Linked DNA regions of Homo sapiens: region 2 is linked to region 1. Evidence: read pairs that join two places in POLR2A ChIA-PET (ENCODE). Cell type or tissue: A673. All regions are shown on one strand. Each heading gives the region's core, and the rest is flanking DNA. Links, peaks and the distances in the headings are about the cores only. Region 1 overlaps OLFM1 (olfactomedin 1). Region 2 overlaps UBAC1 (UBA domain containing 1).

Region 1 (2,905 bases), core at 315-2,814:
AGAGGAGGAGAAGAAGGAGAGGGAGGAGGAAGAGGAGGAGAAGAAGGAGAGGGAGGAGGAAAAGGAGGATGAAGAGGATGAGGGGGAAGAGGAGGAGAAGAAGGAGAGGGAGGAGGAAGAGGAGGAGAAGAAGGAGAGGGAGGAGGAAGAGGAGGATGAAGAGGGGGAGGAGGAGGAAGAGGAGGAGAAGAAGGAGAGGGAGGAGGAAGAGGAGGATGAAGGGAGGAGGAGCAAGAGGAGGAGAAGAGGAGGAGGAAGAAGAGAAGGAGGAGAGGAGGGAGGGGAAGGAGGAGGAAGAGGAGGAGGAGGAGGATAAGGGGAGGGAGAGGGGGAGGAACATGCATACCTTAAACTGCCTGGCCAGGTGTTGCTTATGACTCTCCTCCACCTGTTTGAACTTGGACTCCAGTCCTTTCATTTGGTTCTCCATCTTCTCCACGTACTGCAAGTCTCTCTGGGTCCGCCTGTCCAAGACCTCTATGGATTGAGACATGTTCTGCACCTGTCAAAAGGGCAACAGGTTCAGCAAAACAGCCGCAGTAGGTGCCAGGCAATCTTCTCTGCCTGCTCGTACAGACATTGCCCTTTCCCACACAGCCAGCACACTGGGAACCAGAAGTGGCCCATGCATTATTTACAAGGTAATCGCCAGCATCGCGGACTGTGAGGACTGATAACTCCCCAAACACAGCAAATTGGTTGGGTAAACATTTTCTTTGCCAACCTGTTCTTATCATCAGGGATGCAAATCAGGGGTGTAGGAGACTCAAGTTCCGTTATTCGCTGTAGCTCCAGGCACAGGCTGGGTGATTTCTCTTGATCTCTCTCTCTCTCTTTTTTTTTTTTTTTTGGTAGTGGTGGGTGGGGATTGTTCCTAGTCTTTCTGTTGCAGGACAACATTAGTTAGGCAAGCATAAACACCAGCAGAGAGGAATGGCACTCTTAGGCTGCCCCGCCCCCAGGTATAAATTCTCCTTCTTCCTAAATCTCATTGACTGTCTTGCTGATAAGGTTGATTACTTAAGTGCAGAGTGAAGGAACAAGGGAGCTGCTCTCCCTGACTCTGCATCAAGCTTTTTTCCCTATCTGCTATGCCATCCATCACACCCCACAGTATCATAGGTAGATGACTGCTCTGCAAACATGTACATTCTGAGCATAGAGTCAGGAATCAATCACCCAGCAAATGAAGAATCGCTGTTTTACATCTTTACAGGCAGATCTGAATTGAGTCTAGCCTCAAGATGGAACTTTAATATTCAACAGGATTCCAGGGAGCTTAAAAGAAAAACAGTTTTAGTGCAGCCACCTGCCAGTGCATTTTATTTGCAGGAAACTGGTGTGTGCTTCTGTGCAAATGCATTCGGGGCTGCGGGGAGGCGGGAGGAAGCTGAGGATTGCTGCAGTGGTGTTTGGGTCATTTTCTCAGAATCTAATCCAATTACTAGAGAGGAAGTTACCTCCATGACAGCAAATCTTCACTCCTGACTTTTCTGCTGAATTTGAAAATACTCTCCCTTCTAGGAACAAAATCATTTGGGGATGAGGCTTAGCTTTGCCGGTCAGTGTGAAAAGAGGACAGTGTGGTTTCTACTTCTTACTATACATCCTCCACCCCGCCAAATAAAGTAAAATACAAGAGAGCAAACCAAGCCTCCTCAGTAGAAGGAAAACCACTATTGCCAATCTCAGCACCCCAAAATGCAAGGAATTTCATATCTTGTTATCAGAAAGTAACACACACAAACTCATCTTGAAATTTTAAGTTTGTAAAGTACACGACGGGGTGGCTTCAGCTCCCTCTCACCCCTTCTCTTCCCCGAGAAACGGAAGCATACCTCTAATACCACCTGCCTGATTCTCTTGTTGTCTTCCTCTGTCACTTTGAATAACTACAGCACCTTTTTCAAGAAAAGATGTAAAGTTTGTCTATATTCGTCCTTCAAGGCCCAGCCCAAATGCCACCTCCTCCAGGGAGGCTTCTCTGATGGACTGAGTTAAAACTAGCTGCAAACTATTTGGAAACAACAACGTCACTTTGTTGGCACAATGTCTGCCTAGGAGTGAGCCACACAGCTGTCCCCCCACAGCTTTCCGGACAGGATGCTCATGGGGGGAGTGACACTGGGTCTCATCCACATCTGTAACCCCTGCACAAAGTCCAGTAAATCTAGTGCACGGGAGTAGCTCCTGCAGCCACATGGCCGGAGGAAGCAACAATACAAATGGCGGCGCCAGTCCAGACCCCTCTCTCCATTCCCCTCCTGGCAAAATCCCCAGGAGCGAAGGCCCACAAGTGCCGAGGAGAAGCTGCTGAGCTCATGCTGGCCTCAGTCAGGAGACCACACACGGTGCTGTAGGCTTTTTGCTCCCCAGAGAAGGAATGCTTTTAAAAGATTTCAAAGATTAGACTTTAGATTTAAAAAACAAATTTTAAAGATACCAAGCTATTCAGCTGCCTTAAAACCAAACAATTACTCTCCTATAGTTCTCCTAACCCTGAATGCACTTTCCTTTCTGGCCATGGACAAGGCACAGGCACAGGTCTGCCTCCAGCTCACAGTCAGTCTAGGACTGCAATCACGCACCCATCTCCCAACCCTAGGGAAGGCATTCCTCTGAGCACAGCCCTTCCTCTGAGCACCTTCATTTTCTTGCCTGCAGGATGTGTCTCTGAGGAGCCAACTGGCAGGCTCAGGGTCACAGAGCTACGGGATGACAGTCTATCCCACACCCTACCCAACGGGGCAGCAGGCATTAAGAAGCGGGAGGGGGGCCAGCAACACACAAAGACACACCTGGCCTCAAGATAACTAACAGCTAATAATTATCCATCCTTTCCCATGTTCCAGGCACTGCACTGAGTCTGCTGTGTTATTTATCTCATTTGATCTTTACAAAACCC
Region 2 (2,905 bases), core at 127-2,626, 850 kb before region 1:
GCAAGTTTTCCGTTGCCACCTAACAAATCGCCACACATGTAGCTGCTTAAAACAGCACTCCGCTTGTAGCTCGCAGTTCTGTAGGGCAGAAGTCTGGCTGGGTGAGCTCAGCTGGTTTCTGTGCTCAGGGTCTCGAGCTGAAATCAGGGTGCCGGAGGGCTGTGTTCAGGGTGCTGAAGGGCTGCCTTCCTTTCTGAGGCTGGGGAAGATTCTGCTTCTGAGGTCTTCCGGCGGTTGGCAGAGTCCAGTTCCGACCCATTTTCTTGCTGGCGGCCAGCTGGGGGCTGCTCTCAGGGCCTGGGCGCGGCCTGCATTCCTACCCGCACAGCCTCCTCCTCCTTCAGAGCCAGCAACAGGACTTCTGAAGTGTTGAATCTCTCTTTCCAGAAAGAGACCCATCCCTTTTAAGGACCTGCCTGATTAGTTGAGGCCCACCAAGGATCATACTCTTTCCCCACAGTCGGCTGTGCCGCGTGATGTAACCTGACCCCAGAGTGGACTGTGTCCTGCTCATGCTGTGCAGCCACGCACGGGCAACTGCCAGGCCCGGGGAGCGTGCGGCCGTCCTCGAGTTCTGCCTGCCGCAGGACCAGGTGTCTTGTTCTTCTCGATCTGTCCCTTGGTCTGGTGGAGCCTGACTTCCTCGGGTGCCAGGAGGGGAAACTGTCTGGAGGCCTCGTATTCCAGCGCAGCAGCTGTGGAGGGGGTGCCAGCCGTATGCAGTACGTGAGGCAGCTCTGAGCCGCTCCTCCCTGCACCAGCCGCCTCCCCTTCCTCTGCTCCTTGTAGAACCTTCTGCCATCTGGTGTGCTTTAGTGTTCTGGAATATTCCATGGTGTCTCTGCTGCAGGTCTTTTTCTCTTTGCTATGTCCGGCACATTGACTCTGGAGATTCAGATGTTTGAGTTCTGGGAAATTTAGTCCTGGAAAATGTTCTGAATTGGTTTTTTGATCTCCTTGTTTTCTTTTCTCTTTCTGTAACTCTTATGAGTTGGCTGGTAGGCGTGTTTTCTGAGGGATTCCTTGATTTTATCTTCTAAGCATTCTGTAGCCTCTTTGATCTGGCTGTAACATGTTTAAATTCCTAGGCCAGTTCTCCTCCTCAGATGATGTCTTCTAGTGTTCTGGTGTGTTCCTCCGTGGGCCGTCTGTCCTGGCTCATAAACACTATCCTCTTCCCTGCTGACTCCTCACTTTGTGCTGCTTTCTGTTGTTCCTTTTTTTTTTTTTTTGAGATGGTGTCTCACTGTCACTCACCCAGGCTTGAGTGCGGTGGTGTGATCTCAGCTCACCTCCCAGGTTCAAGTGATTCTCCTGCCTCAGCCTCCCGGGTAGCTGGGATTACAGGTGTGCACCAGGACACCGGGCTTATTTTTGTCTTTTTAGTAGAGATGGGGTTTCACCATGTTGGCCATGCTGGTCTCGAACTCCTGACCCCAAGTAATTCACCCACCTTGGCCTCCCAAAGTGCTGGGATTACAGGCATGTGTCACCTTCCAGAGGCCCTGGATCTTGATAGCAGCGCTTTGGGACTGGGTGGCTGGCTGGGGCACTGCGCTTTGGGTGTGGACCCTGCCATTTTGCCCCCTCCCACCTCTTGGCTGTGTCTGCCCCGCTCCCCTGCCACTGGGTCTCCCTGTGGAGGGTGCTGGGGTGCCGCTTTCCCTCTCATGAGCCTAGGGCTCCTGGCCCGGGGTCTCAAGCCCAGCTCTCTGGGAGTTGCCGGCAGGACTGGATGGCAGGGGAGCACAGGGCAGGGTGGCGGGGGATGGAGCGCTAGCTCCTGAGGCTCGCTCCTTGTCCCCTGCCACCGATGCAGTTCTAGGAGGCTGGAATGGTCTTGCGTCCATGCTCTGCTCTTGGCCTGAGCCTTTGTAGCTCCGCTGATCCCTCCATCCTCGTCCTCTGCCGTCTTCTGAGAATGTGCTGTCACTCTTCCGGTTCTGTTCCTCTCCCATCACTTTTGTTCTCGTGAGTTTCTACTGCCATGACTGCCCTTCAGGAGCTTCCAGAAGGAGCAGAGATGAGTTCGTGGTTTTGGCCTCGGGGCTCAGCTGCAGCCTGGGTGGTTCTTCTGGAGTCGCCTCCCTTGCCCCAGCCCTGCCACGGTCCCTGTGTGGTTGTCGTTCTGTGACCCTTGCTCCTGCTCTGCCCCTCACCTACCGCTTCACTCTTATTTACGTCAGAGCAGACGCTGAGGACACGTCTGCTGTCCCTGGGCCTTGCACAGAACTCTCCAGGCTCCCCCAGCTCATCAAGGAGTTTACACCTCTGGCTCCTAAAGGAGACGGAGTCTTTCTTGGGCAGAGCTCCGCTGATTCAGTTGTCATCGTCTTTTTGCTGCTCTTACGTTCACCTCAGACTTTCTGATTACGTTTCTGTGTAGAAAAAACAAGACCAGAAAGCTCCAGATAAAGAGGCCATACTGCGGGCCACCGCCAACCTGCCCTCCTACAACATGGACCGGGCCGCGGTCCAGACCAACATGAGAGACGTGAGTGTCAGCCCAGAGCGGCGGCGGGTGCATGGGGTCCCCGTGTGGGGGATTGCTGTGGGGGGGTTCCTGCGGGGCGGGGCAGCAAGAGGAGATTCTCTGGGAGGATTTGGGGAAGCCGGTGAGCGGGTCTGTAGGACTGCACTATTTTGCATTTTTTCTGTAAATCAAAAATTATTTCCAAGTAAGAGTTGGAAAGCCATCTGAAGGCAGGATTGAAAAGATAGATACCCCTGGGAAAACGTCAATCCGGCCCTGAGTTTGGCAAAACGTTTAGATAGAATTCTGAACCCGAAGCGGGTGGATCACCTGAGGTCAGAAGTTCGAGACCAGCCTGGCCAACATGATGAAACTCCGTCTCTACTAAAAATACCAAAAATTAGCCGGGCGTAGTGGCAGGCACCTGTAATC

Evidence for each region. ChIA-PET counts read pairs that join two places held together with the same protein. Peaks named below come from ENCODE experiments on the same cell type or tissue, not always from the same donor. Only the 100,000 strongest peaks of a DNase experiment are listed, where the experiment ranks them.
Region 2: POLR2A ChIA-PET joins it to region 1 with 5 read pairs; 3 of 35 experiments call an interaction of 5 or more read pairs at or near these places.

The regions. Positions count from the first base shown.
Region 1 is chr9:135,093,461-135,096,365 of GRCh38, reverse strand. It overlaps OLFM1 (olfactomedin 1), which reads right to left. Exons shown (of 6, transcript NM_001282611.2): 3 at 347-502. Among named protein-coding and RNA genes, the nearest start is that of OLFM1, 7.2 kb to the right of the region's middle. In A673, for the core only: no CTCF peak of the experiment used is centred there; DNase peaks (open chromatin) are centred at 815, 1,385 and 2,305; H3K4me3 peaks cover 982 bases; H3K27ac peaks cover 2,500 bases.
Region 2 is chr9:135,947,387-135,950,291 of GRCh38, reverse strand. It overlaps UBAC1 (UBA domain containing 1), which reads left to right. Exons shown (of 10, transcript NM_016172.3): 4 at 2,387-2,494. Among named protein-coding and RNA genes, the nearest start is that of UBAC1, 13 kb to the left of the region's middle. RefSeq lists an enhancer at 2,439-2,905. In A673, for the core only: no CTCF peak of the experiment used is centred there; no DNase peak of the experiment used is centred there.